Regions from separate parts of the Homo sapiens genome. Here region 1 is linked to region 2. A link is a contact called in ENCODE Hi-C or POLR2A ChIA-PET data. All regions are on one chromosome and are shown on one strand. The core of a region is the stretch at or near the end of the contact, and the rest is flanking DNA. Distances in the headings are between cores, read along the strand shown.

The links. A loop is a pair of places that touch in the nucleus more often than their neighbours do. ChIA-PET counts read pairs that join two places held with the same protein, here RNA polymerase II (POLR2A). Pooled maps may share reads with other maps.
Region 1: a map of Panc1 shows a loop between it and region 2 (34-fold over the local background). The contact joins two enhancer-like sites. A Hi-C loop is called at or near these places in 27 of 168 maps with a recorded cell type or tissue (B cell, CD14-positive monocyte, CD4-positive, alpha-beta memory T cell and 22 more), 27 of 37 single-sample maps with no recorded cell type and 30 of 50 pooled maps. POLR2A ChIA-PET finds 5 or more read pairs at or near these places in 4 of 52 experiments (CD4-positive, alpha-beta memory T cell, H1, HepG2 and 1 more).

What each region holds. Positions count from the first base shown.
Region 1 is chr20:17,504,246-17,510,630 of GRCh38, reverse strand. BFSP1 (beaded filament structural protein 1) reads left to right here. Exons shown (of 8, transcript NM_001195.5): 5 at 1,635-1,742. Among named protein-coding and RNA genes, the nearest start is that of BFSP1, 24 kb to the left of the region's middle. RefSeq lists an enhancer at 5,596-6,119. Within about 2 kb of position 5,135, at least 19 of the 41 ENCODE cell types and tissues checked have a DNase peak (open chromatin) inside an H3K27ac peak, as active enhancers do.
Region 2 is chr20:17,936,407-17,943,435 of GRCh38, reverse strand. It overlaps SNX5 (sorting nexin 5), which reads left to right. Exons shown (of 13, transcript NM_014426.4): 12 at 241-326; 13 at 1,029-1,836. The coding sequence ends at 1,079. Among named protein-coding and RNA genes, the nearest start is that of SNORD17, 23 kb to the left of the region's middle. RefSeq lists enhancers at 2,352-2,943, 2,919-3,008, 3,039-3,128, 4,369-4,498, 4,131-4,724. Within about 2 kb of position 4,260, at least 11 of the 41 ENCODE cell types and tissues checked have a DNase peak (open chromatin) inside an H3K27ac peak, as active enhancers do.

The DNA.
Region 1 (6,385 bases), core at 3,886-6,385, 430 kb after region 2:
AAGAAATCCCCAAATTTGCTTTAGAAGACACTTTTGAACCCTGCAAAGTATCATCTAAGCGACAGGAAAGTTACTTTTTTTGGCATTCATGAGGATAGTCTTGTCTGAATTGCCCACCAGTTACCATTTCAGGATCCTGTTCTCCTTAGTGGATGTAACTGATGTTGCTACAAAGGCCTAAAAAAACTTTTCCTGAAGCCTTAATTTTCTTTCCCAGAGATTCCTTTCCAGAGATGTTACTTTTATTTTTCAAACCCAACTCTAACTCAAAGGTGTTTTACATCCGAGCATACCTTTTGAATTGTATCATCTATTCCCATGTAATAAGACCCTTCTAAGTCATAAGTATACAGACACTAAACTGACTTTGATGTCATCGATCAGCATCGTCTGGGCTTGTGAGACGTGCAGAGTGTCCAGTCCAGCCTCAGACCCACTGAGGCAGAATCTGCATCTTAGCCAGATCCGCAGGGACTCGTGTGCATGCTCAGGATAGAGAAGCACCGATTGAGAAAGTGTCACATCTTTATGAGTCTTAGCTTAGCAATTCTACAATCAAGTTAGACGGTCACTTTCCTGTATGTCTATGTCATTGCTGCAGCCACTTTGTAAGGTGTTTGAAGCAGAGGCTGTCTTCCATGCAGCCTCTGGACACAGAAACCCTCATTGTAGACTTGGTGTTTGATTTTGCATGGCTTCGAGTCAATGTGCTCTGTGTCAGAATGCATGGCTCTTGAGCAGTCAGGCCTTTGTGAAACAATTTGAATATTTTTGAATAGACGTGGAAAGGCAGGTCAGGAGAGAGGGACCTGCTTGGCAGAGTGTGGAGAGGTCAGAGGATTTCCTTCTAGCCATTCCCTGGAGCGTCACTTCCCTTTCACCCACTGGGGCTGATGGCTCCTGCTTTGTGCTGCGCTGACATCCGAGCACAGCGTATGGCTCGCGGCTCCAACCAGCCTTCATTTTCTTCGAGAGTGTGCATTCCAGGTTTTCCCTTTCACAGAAGGGAAAACAGAGGCTTTGAGAGTCAAATCCTTTTCTAGAGTCTCTTAGTAGGTTCATGGCACAGCCAGGTCTAAGCTCTGGTCTCCTGGTACTTGGTCCCGGCATGTCACACTCCCAAGGAGGTTCAGACTTTGAAGACAAAGCAAAAGGCATTGATGGCTGTGCTGTGGGCCTGGCTTAGTCTTCTCAGGCTACTATAACAGGACACTACAGATGGGAGGGCCGACAGGCAGACATTTACTTCTCACTGTCCTGGGTGCTGGAAGTCCAAGATCAAGATGCCAGCAGAATTGGTGTCTGGTGAGGGCTCTCTTTCTGGCTTGAAGACGGCTGCCTTCTTGCTGTGTCTCACGTGACAGACAGACAGGGGGTGGGGGTGGGGGCTCTGGTGTCTCTTCTTGTTCTTACAAAGACCCTAATCACATGATGGGGCCCCCCATCCTCATGACCTCATCTAACCCTAACACCTTCCAAAGGTCTCCTAAAACCTTCATCTTGGGAGTTAGTTAGGGCTTCAACACAGAATTCAGGGGGACACGGATATTCCGTCCATACCAGGGCCCCGCACCTTCTCTGCCCTTTTCCTCTCTGCATGTCCCATGAGTCTGACTCTGGCCTTCTCTGTGCAGGAGAAGCTCCTGACGGAGCGGGAGGTGGCCGCCCTGCGGAGTCAGCTGGAGGAGGGCCGGGAGGTGCTCTCCCACCTGCAGGCGCAGAGAGTGGAGCTGCAGGCACAGGTACGCTCGAGTCTGCCGCGTGTGCATTGGGGCTTCCCACATGTTTCATGGAGGTGTTACGCGCAGGCACACGCATGCAGCTTGAGGAGCTGTCACACGCTGAACATATCCTATGTTCCTGGCAGAAACGGGGTTTTCTGAGTGGGTGGCCAAGCGCTCTGCTCTGGCCTGGACTGAGGAGTTTTCCAGGACACAGGGAGAGTCCTGAGCTGGGGGACACAGGTGCCACGCTCATTCCTGGCCCCTCAGAGGTGCCCCTTGGGACTCCTTCGAGTCATGCCCTCCCCACCGAGTCTTAGGCTTAGGCTGCCCCAGTGTCTACATCATGCATTCATTTTGCCCAGGTCAAGCTTCGTAAGAATAAGAAGAAACGGACACCATAGGGATTTTTATCCTCCACTTGTTCAAATCTGTGCTTCTGTTTTCCTTCTCATGGTAACAGTTCTCCTTCGGAATTTGATTACAACCCGGCAAGAGTGGTTGTATCAGTGTTTGCTTCTAGTTAGAAACGTGTTGGTGGAAAGCTCACATTTCTACCCCCACCCCTTTTGGGTGAAGCTTAATTTGAAAACAAAACAGAAAAGCCCCAAACTGTCCTGTGGCCTGTGCCTTCTTGGCTACTTGCCGGCTCATCTTCTTTGTTCCTTCCGGTTCTCTCTCTTTCTCATTACCCTACAGCAGGTCATTCCACAGGGACGCTTGGGTTAAAATACTGCACCTTTGTATGGCTCTCTAACCACATTTCCCAAACCAAAAAGTAAGTTGACATTTGGTTTGACAAGTACACATGGGGACAAGAGAGCAAAACGTGTAAAAATCGGACACTTCAGAAAGCCTGGACCATTTGGATGTTATGTGTTACTCTGTCTAAAAATGTGAAGCCACAACTAGATGTAGCGCTTTTTATTGATTTCCAGTGCCCCCATGTCTGCTCAGGATTTCATTTTGGGACCTTGGAGTTCACATCCTAATTCCCATCCCAGCACGCACCACACAAAACTCACAGTGCAGCAGCTCTCAGGGGCTGCTGGAAAGCAAACCCGGGTCTGTGGTGGTCCCCTGAACTGACGATCGCAGCAGGAGGAACCAAGTAAGGCACTTAAAACTCCTCCTTCTTGTGAGACAAACCCTGGCTCAGGGACCATGTGCCTCATCCTGGTGACTGGGGCCTGTGTGGTTTCTTCTGAGGCTCTGACAGGATAGAATAAGGGTTGTATGTGTTTGTGTACATGGGGTGTGTGTGTGTGATATACATGGTATGTGTGATATATGTGGGATGTGTATGTGAAGTGTGTGTGGTGTGTGTGTGTCATGTGTATGTGTGTGTGCTGTGTATGTGAATAGGGACGTGGATACAAGCCCAGTCGTGGTCCTAGAGACCAGTGTTTTCCAAATGGCTAGTGACAACTCATTTTTGGATGTAAAATGAACTCAGTAGAATTGACTGGCATGTAAAAGGAAGTCAACAAAATGCTAGACTAAAATATAATAAGAAAAACAGAGTGTACAGCAAGTGAAAGGGAGGATTTGTTTTGTGAAGCCCTTGTTTTATCTCTCTATATCCATATGGATATGTTGAAATACACACACACACACACACACACACACACACACACCTACCTATCTGATGTGTATGGCTCGCAATGAGAAATGTGGTTTTTCCTGGGGCGGTGGTGATAAAGTTGAAAACCACTGCCCTAGAGATACTGAGAAAGATGAAGGAGCCCAGCCTAGATGGCAAATTCCAGTTCCAGGACAAAAAGAATGTTCCTCTCTTTATGTACAGGTATTTGTTGAATATCAAAATAAGAAATTTCACAACAGATTAACCTGGTTTCTGAGAACATGAAATGAAACCGCTGGTTGGCCGCCTGTTTCTGTCCTGAGTGGCTGCAGGAGGACTTCCTGGCTTTTCCCTGCTGCCCTCGTCTCTAAAGCAGGGTCTCAAACATCTCTTCTGTGCTGCCTCCTCCACTCCCACCCGTGGCATTCTGATGGAGACCGCTTCTCAGAAAAATGATGGTAAAGGCATAAAATAAAATACAGATAATTTAAAGGAAACCAGGCTGGGTGTGGTGGCTCACGCCTGTAATGCCAGCACTTTGGGAGGGCAAGGTGAGTGGACTGCTCGAGTCCAGGAATTTGAGACCAGCCTGGGCCACATGACGAAACCCCACCTCTACAAAAAATACAAAAATTAGCTGGGCGTGGTGGTGCGTGCCTGTGGTTCCAGCTACTTAGGAAGCTGACATGGGAGGACTGCCTGAGCCTGGAGAGGTTGAGGCTGCAGTGAGCTGAGACTGAGCCACTGCACTCCAGCCTGGGCAACAGAATGAGACCCCGTTTCCAAAAAAAAAAAAAAAGAAACTAATTATATTAAAACAGTTATCAAAATATTACTGAATCATTTTAAATAAAATGACAGATGTGCTTATACTCACTCAGTAACAAGCTATAGCATGTAGCTGATGAAACACGGCTGTGTCCATTTTCTGTTGCTGCCTTGATGAGTCACCACCAGCACCCGTGTCATCGCAGTTGTGTAGGTGGGAAGTCTGGGTGGGTCCTATCGGTTTCTCTGCTCTGGGTCTCAAAAGGTAGAAAGAAAGATGTTGGCCAGCCTGGGCCCTTGTCCAGAGGCTGTTAGGGGAGAATTTGCTTCCAGTCTCATTCAAGTTCTTGGCAGGAGTGAGGACCCTGTTTCTTTGCCGGCTGCTGGCCAGGAGTGGCTGTCAGGGCTGCCCAGGCTCCTTGGCTTCAGGCCCCTCCACGTTCGGAGCCGGCAGCGAACTCTGAACCCTCTTCCTGCGTCTCATCTCAATGACTTGGACTTACACGTTTCTCTGACTTCTGTTTTTAGGGGATAATCTTGAATAAACTCCTTTCCTTAAAAAAGGGTAACTGATTAAGAACTTTAATTATATCTGCAAAGTCCCTTTTTGCCATGTAACATATTCAAGGGTGTAGCACCAAGGGGAAAAGGTCACGGGGGCCAAAATTCTGCCTCCTTAGCTCTGATGAAAACCCAGACGTGGCTGGGTGCGCCCGGGAGCTCCTGACTCAGTGGGTCTGGGGTGTGGCCCGGGATGCTGCATGTCTAGGTGTCCCTGTGATGGTGCTGCGGCTGGTCCAGGAGCCACACTGAGAACCACAGGGTAAGGGCGGGTCCCAGGGAGTGGGCGAATGTTCCACCTGGTCCCCCTGTGTCCCAGGCTTGGGCCTCATTTCAAATGTTTGTGGCTGGGTTTTTGCTGGTTTTAAAGGTTTTAGTGGCTTCCCAATGTAGCAGCTAAGCTAGAGCTGAAGGAAGATGTGGCCGCACACCGCCGGGCAGGGCCCGCTCTGTGGCCGGAACTCGGTGGAGGGCGGGCCGAGAGAGAGCGTCTGCTAGCACCAGGGCCGTGGCAGCGGGTTCCGCCTATGGTTAGGGCGTCCGAAGCTTCCCGAACTCTCCACAGCAGGGGTCGTCAGGGTGAGGTCCCCGTCCCAGCAGCGGGGGCACCACCTGGGAACTTGTCAGAAATGCAGATTCACAGGCACCCCAGACCACTGACCCAGGAGCTCTGGGGCGGGCCGGTGCGCCTTGTTTAAGCCCTCCACGTGGCTCTGCGGGCTCAGTCTGGGAGACGCTGGGCGGACGATGGGAGAATAGTGCCTGGGCTTGGAGCTGGAAGCTGGAAGCCTCTCCTTCAAATAAGTGCACATATACCCGTAAGAGCCCCGGAGGAAGCACTTCGGACAGGTGGAGAGGAAAGGACAGGTAATTCTAGTTCCCTAAATTGCATGGACTGAGAGTTTCTGTGACAGGGAAGTAAAGAAAGTCACTTTTTAAAATTGCAAAGTGGGAACCGCCCATGTCTCATTTCTCATTAAAGTCACTTAGCACCATCTAGTGGTTTAGTTTGTGTAAGACAGTATGTAATGAGTTTCCTTTTTTTTTTTTTTAAGACAAAACAAAAACAAAAACAAAAACAAAAAAAAAACCTTACACCTAAAGGTGTCTGGGGTCCTAAGGACTGAGGTGAGAGCTCACCCCTCCAGATGGGGCTCGCGTCAGGCTCCTGCCTGTGTCGTGCCCTCAGCGGCTCACAGCCCAGTGGGGAGACAGATATAAACCAGGCAATCTAACGGTCCAGGCAGAAACAGCAGTCACCTGGCTCCGGATAAAGTTCAGGTTGCCACATGGCCCCACCGTTGGAGGAACCCTGGGCCAACCTCTCTTCTCTTCGTCTCCTGACCCCTCCTGCAGTTTCTGGGACCTCCCCTTTGCTCATTCCTTCTCTCCTTTCTGGAAGTCCCTTTCCTTCCTCGGTTCCCAGGACCGGTCCTGCCTCCTCCTGGAAGCCCCTTTCTTCCTCTGAGATGCCCTGGGCGTGCCTCCCCTGCTGGACTGCGGCCTTCTAGAGGAGGGTCCGTGTCTCATTCTCCTCGGCCAGGCTGGTGCTGGGTGGCAGTGGACGCCGTGCCACAGTGGCTCTCGTCACAGGCATCTCCATTCCTGTTGAGCTCCTGAGACAGGAGCTCTTACTGGTTTTCCTGAACACTCTTCCTTCTGATGAAAGGTTTAAATTATGGAGCTGTAAAAACCACATCGGTATAGACATCAGTCCACTTTTATAAACCAAGTCATCACTTCACTGGAC
Region 2 (7,029 bases), core at 3,011-5,510:
TCCCACTCACGATGCTTGGTGATTCAGTGATGTTTTCCACTTAAAGACAGTGATAGCTGTATCACCACAGTTAATAGATGTCTGATGTGTCCCAGTCACAGAGATAATACAAATGTGAGGAAATAATGCTGGTGCCTGAAAGCATTGGAGACCATTTGTAAGAATGCCATTTGGTAGTTAAAGTGAACATGAAAATTGTTTAGTTTTTCTTGGTTTCATAAACATTTTTTCTTCCTGTAGAACTGATAAATTTCAAACGGAAGAGAGTGGCAGCATTTAGAAAGAATCTAATTGAAATGTCTGAACTGGAAATAAAACATGCCAGGGTAAGTGTTTTCTACAGATGAAGCCAACATCTTTTATGGTTTTTTCCAAGTTATTTCCCAGTTTACTAACCCATTGTCATCAGGCAGTTGGGGTGGCCTTGTGGTATTAATCGTCTGTAGTACTTAGTTGATGGGAGCCACTCATTGTTTATTTGTAGTCTTGTTTATAATGTCACCCATGACTAATTTTTAGCAACTTTTTTTTTTTTTTTTTAATAGAGATGGGGTTTCACCATTTTGGCCAGGCTGGACTTGAACCCCTGACCTCAGGTGATCCACCTGCCTTGGCCTCCCAAAGTGCTGGGATTACAGGTGTGAGCTAAAGCTCCCAGCCCTAATTTCTAGCAACTTTTATTCAATCTTTCCAAGGCCCTTGCCTTCATGGAACAACGCACTGATAGTGTCTTAAGAAGTTACAGTAAGCAGGATCACATTTAGGAGCAAGCAGGTGAGGGCAGAGGTGCTGGAGTGAACGTCGGCTCTTTGGCTGGTAGCCTTACCCACTGAGGGAGAGGAGCTGAAACATGAAATGGGGATGCGTGGTACGTTGCAGTTCACCTGGGATTTGATGAAGAGAAGGGCCAGCTTGCTCTGGCTGACTTTAAACCTCCCGTGAAAAGCCGTGTTGGTGTACTTGAGTCATTCCAGGTATATGGCAAGTTTTAATAATTCACTGGTCTGCCTTGCCTTTTTTCCCCACAGAACAATGTCTCCCTTTTGCAGAGCTGTATTGACTTGTTCAAGAATAACTGATATGCCTTCACTCAGAAGAAAAGAAATGAATGTGAAAGAAAGCCAAGCATCACTTGCACTTAAATCATTACCACGGAAGATATATTAGCTTCAACTTTAGTTTAAAATTATGTGAATAAATATTTTGATTTCTACAAATCTTAACATTTAACCATGTTGGTTTAAAAATATTATTGCTTGCTACTTGGACATAACTAATTTTTCCTTGTGCATTTAATACCTCTGGGCAGAATCCAAATACTGGGTTCTCCCGTAGTTCGTCTTTAGTTACTAAGAAAGGGTGTAGGACACATTAGCCTTCTGGAAACAAGTAGAAGCCATCACCTGGCCCATGTCCCTACAAACCCATGATTGTCAGGGAGGTGCCAGTTACAGCAGGTGATTCAGCTACTTGAGGTCGGTAACAGACCTTCCATTCCTCACTGAAGGTGGGGTTTGTGTTTTTGTTTTGCCCTGTTACTCCACTGGTAGTCATCTGGTGTTTGTACTATAACAACAGCAAGAAAATCTCATTTATCTTTATATACTCTTTGCACCTCCTTTTTTTAGTCGAGATATAAATATTTGAGGGGAGAGAAATATCTACAGGTATATATGGAAACAAATAATGTGGTCTGCTTTATAAGATGGCCAGATCTACATTAGGAAAAGTATAAGCCCCCTCCCTAATGGCCGCTGGGGGGTGAGGGCGGTGTGTTGTATGTCTTTGGGTGTTTGTTTTTTTATAAAGCATATAATAAAATAATCGTGCTACTAATGTACGGCCTGTTTTCGTGGAAACTACAACCAGAGTGTGTCCCAGGAGTGCAGGTGGTGCTAGGGTTTGGCTGTGGTTACAGGGTTTTCAGGTTCTGCCCAGAGTCCTGGGGGCGGTCAGGGGAAATTTGTCCTAGTCTTGACATTCTTAAGTACTCCAGGCCTTTTTTAGATGGTCTCTAAATGTGGGTTTGTCTGTTTGCTCCTGACCTGATGGAGGTTTGCATTTTGGCCAGGGCCTTTACCATAGGGCAGTGGTCCCCAGTCTCAGGTCCATGGCTTGTTAGGAAGAGGTGAGCCAGCATTGCCGCCTGAGGTTCGCCTCCTGTCAGATTAGCAGCAGCATTAGATTCTCATAGGAGTGCAAACCCAGTATTGTGAACTGGGCATGCAACAGGTCTAGGTTGTGCGCTCCTTAGGAGAATCAAATGCCTGATGATCTGATGTGGAATGGTTTCATCTGGAAGCCATCCCTTTCCACACCCCACCTTGTCCATGGAAAAATTGTCTTCCACGAAACCACTCCCTGGTGCCAATGACATGTCTTCAGGAGTTGTGTGTCTATTCCTTTGTTGATGACTGAGCACTTAGGGTGGTAATCTCCTTTACCTTTCTAATAAGTAATTCATGGTAAGACCATGAGACTAAAAACATTTTACCCACCACATTTAGCATCTGTTACAGCCAACTGGTATGAGGGTTGCAGAACTGATTTCAATACATACAGGGAGCATGTTTCTTAACATTTATCTGGTCTTCGTGTCTTGCCTCCCCAGCTATTTACAGGCGGCCACAGTGCCTTCTACCTTCACAGTACATACTTGGGAAACGGTGCACAAAATGAGTGAATTTAAACTTGGCAGTTGTAACTTCAGTCTGGGCTCCTAACCAAATCTGTCCTTCCTACCCATCTCCCCCATAATGTCCACAGCAGCCACCCACACACGCCCAGCATTCTGTTAGTGTAGAGCCAGCACTCCTGCAGTCAGGTTCCTGGGCCGCAGTGCTTGAGCACCAGTGTGATCAGCCCTGATTGGTGGAGCTCTGGCTGTTGGCCTCGGGGCCTTGGTGCATTTTCTTGAGACTAAACCTTGTCAAATGGACAGCAGAGGCATGAATCTTGAGTGCTGGGTCTGCTGCTCACCAAGTGATCTAGGCTGCCTCTCTCAGCTGACTGATCTGTGAGCTGGAGTCAGCACTTCAGAGGCCCCTCAAATTAGTTTTATGCCAGCAATCTCTAATACAGCCTTCATGGATGGTATGATTGTAGATGTTTTACCTGCTGTATTTGTTCCAAGGCTTTTCATTAAATTGCACCTGACAGTCACTTAGGAAATTTGAGGCACTCTGGGTCAGGGATGTAGTCACCTTTCCCCTTCTGTCAGTCACCTAGTGAGTTGCTACCTTTACCTGTATGTGAGGGTGCATTCATAGTGGTCTGGGGTGGGGGGATGGGTTTAGATGCTGACTGCGACCTGTGTGGTGTGCTGAGACCTGGAAAGGCAGGCAGGCACTTGGCAGCAGGAGGAACAGCATCAGGTGGGAATCCACAGCTATCTTGCTGGAGTGCAGGAGAGCATAGGTCCCACATTGAGAAATGGGAATTTGGGTCACTTCAGGGTGATGTGTGGAGAGGCTTTTGCTGTGTGCTTGTATGGTTCTGAGAACTAGTGATCCTCCAGGAAAACCCATGTGGGTGCACAATTCATAGGGAACCCTTGAAGGTTTCTAGAAATGGGAATGGGAAGTGGTTTCAGATGGGCTGCCTTAAGGCATCCAGGCCAAAAAGGCTGTGACTTGCCCAAGGCACGGCTGAGAAAGTTGCCTCGTGGCACACGCAAAACTGCACAGTTCACATGTCATACGATTTCATTAAAAGCTAGGATCCAGCCTGAGAAACAGCGCAACCGTGTCTACAAAAAATGCTAACCTACAGTGGTGGCATACACCTGGAGGGCTGAGGTGGTGGGAGGACTGCTTGTGCCCAGGAGTTCAAGGCTGTAGTAAGTTAAAATCACACCACTGTACTCCAGACTAGACAACAGGGACAACTGCCATCCACCTCCCCTCTCCCCGCCCTCCCCCACTCTGAAAAGCAAAATTAGGAGATTGTCACGAGGAAGGAAAGCACACCCCTGGTCTGTGAAGCCGTTGAGGTCATGTCAGACCACTGGGGTCGTTTGTGGTGACAGAGCACAAGCATTTGGCCAGTTCACCACCCAACACATTCACTTGTGCCATCTCAGGGTTTAGGGGTCTGTTTTCTGAACATTTGCCTTGCGCACCTTTTCTTTGTGAGGTTTCTTTGTGGTAATTCCCAGGCTCAGCTCTGTGAAGGGCGATTTCCGTTTGGAAGGAAACCTTGCACCATCCGCTTTCTGCCTGTAGGCGGCAGGGGCGACCCAGCACAGCCACCTGCCCACCCACAGCTGAGCAGGAGCCTGGTATCCCCGCAGAGCTGCTCAGATTATCAGCTTATAGCTAAGGTAGCAGGAAGAGAAATGTCAGGCTACTTGAGAGTTAAGTAGTTCTGAATGGTGTTTTCCCAGACCAGCAGTCCCCTCCAGGATTCCTGCGGGCTTCAGGTTTCTGGTTACCCAAGACACAACCTCCATTGCTGAGGCCATGCTGTTCGAGAACTCCCCATCTGAGCCTGGTGTCAAAACAGTTGTGATGTTGATGGGGGTTCACAGCCAGGCCATGTGATGTGTCTGGAAGGAAGTTGGGGGTGGTGGACAACATTTGGGCAGTGATCAGTTATGTCCTTTAGACACAGCTGGGTCTGCAAGGTCCAGGGGACGCCCTTCCCCATCCACTCCTCGCACATACACAAGGTGCCCCTTGCGTGGGTGAGCTGCCCACAGTGATTTCTTATTGGAGGTTTGGTTTGTCACCATTCAAAACCATTGACTTTTTTGGTTTTAATGTTTATTTCTAACTTTAATACATGTAGGGATTTAATGAAGTCCCCACATCTTGTAAAACAAAATAACAGTAAAATACCACATCTCAAGAATAAGTTATTAAATGTTTCTAGATTTTTTTCCTATCCGAATAGGAATTGTTTACAAAAAACGATTCAGGATGCCAGCATTGGGGTTGGATTCTGGAGGTTTTCTGCTGTTGGTTCTCTCTCTCCGTGGAGATCCATGGAGGAGTTTTCCTGAGGCCCCAAAACAGCTCTTTTGCATCTTTGTCCTTCCACGGCCTGCTTCCCATGAGGAAGAGGTGAGGGCCCCCTGCAGACAAGCACAGAGGCCCTGAGCCTCCCAGCCTCTTCCCTGCCTTCAGCAACCACCCCACCCAACCAAAGTCTTCATTAGCTAGAAGTTGTGAATGGTTTAGGTAGCTGTTTGGGAGGATTTTAATTTTTAATTGAGCCTTTCTTTTTTTTGGTTGGTTGGTTGTTTCTGAGACAGGGTCTCACTGTTGCCCAGGCTGGAGTGCAGTGGTGCGGTCATGGCTCATGACAGCCTCCAGCTCCTGGGCTGAAGCCATCCTCCCACCTCAGCCTCCCAAGTAACTGGGATTACAGGCACACGCCACCATGCCTGAGTAATTTTTTTAAAAAAATCTTTGTAGAGACGGGTCTTGTTATATTGCCCTGGGTGGTCTTGAACTCCTGGCCTCAAACAGTCCTCCCATCTCAGCCTCCCAAAACGGGATTACAGGCATGAGCCACTGCCCAACTGGGCCTGCCTTATTTTTTAATACATGCTTTACAAACCTCCTTTAAAGCTTCTTAAGTTGTGGGACCTGTAATATTCAGGCCAGGAAAATAACAGCCTGTAATCCTAGTCCACAGCCACTTCTGATAGTTGCCTTCCAGCTCTTATCCACGTTCATTAATACATTTGGTGTGTCCTCAGCTAAAGGAACAAAGGCCTGTTTGGGGGGATTTTTCGCATCAGTCAAAGGGTAGGGATTTGGGGGTTTGGGGTATAGAGTTTCCACTGAAACTTGCTGCAAGGAAATGGAGCAGGAGACTGGCCAGCTGCTTGGGTTTCAGGAACTGTTTATGAACGGCCTTACTTTTTAACTGTTACATTGCAGATCCTTTCCAGTTGTTCTGATGGGGTTTGGAGAGGGAATGGAGGTCATGTGTTTGTTGTTTACCCCATCCTCTCTACATTGCAAAAAGACAGGGAGGGGATGACCCATGCTCTGGACGGTCAACCTAAGACAGGGCAAAGTCAAGGAACAGTTAATAAGAACGGTGCTGTGCGGTGTTAGGCTGTGTATCAGTTACCCCTAAATCAGGCCGGATACCCATAGCAATTCTTGACATAGCTTCCCATTGCTCTGCCCTGCTGAAGTTAGGAGGTTTCTGCGAAGCAGTTGGCACACTTCGCATGAGGGTGGAAACCCGTAGCTAGAGCCAGCCTTCAAGATTCCAGCTGGATGCAGCTGCAGCTCCCGGGGCCTCTCAGCTCCTTGGATTTGTTGATTGTATCATGATCCCGTGATTCAGTCCTGTTGGGAGGCAGGTGGCTGGACATTTATCTGGGGGCAGAAAAAGTGTCAGAAGTAGGAGAAAGAATACACAAAAAAGACCCTAAGGGGAGGAGAGGAAAGGAGCCAGAGAGAGCCTGCAGACAGCAATGTAGGAAGCCCCATTCCTGCCTTCCTATGAAGCTGATCTTGGCCTGCTCAGCGAATGCCTCAGAAGACAGGAAATCCCAAGCCTGCAGTCTCGAGAAAAACATTGGAAACGCCTGCTGCGAATCCCAACAGGGCTCGCGCTATGTGTTTTTCTAAAGTCTGGTTCATGTCTGCAGTGCTTTTGACCCCTTTTGCACTGTCTGTTAAAGCACTTGTCGCCATAGGAGGGGGCGGGGGAGTGAAACTGACCAGATGTGACTCGCCTCAGAATTGGGGGCAAGAGGTGAAGCTGGTGTGAGGGGAGGGGCTACTTGCAAGGGTCCTTGTTGCAGGGAAGAGGGAAATAGGGTCCAGAAGCTGGGATCGTCATGCCAACTCCACCACCAAGTACTAGGCTGGGGTCTGATTTCAGTTTAGTTTAGGGCTAGGTACAACCTAAGGAAACTCCCAGACTCTGCCTTCACCCCCTACGTTTTATTCACTTGCAACAGCCAAAGGAATCTTCTTCGCACATGAGTCAGATTGTGACCCTACTCTGCAAATACCCTTCATGACTCCCTGTTTGACTCAAAGCCCCAGTCCTTCCAACAAC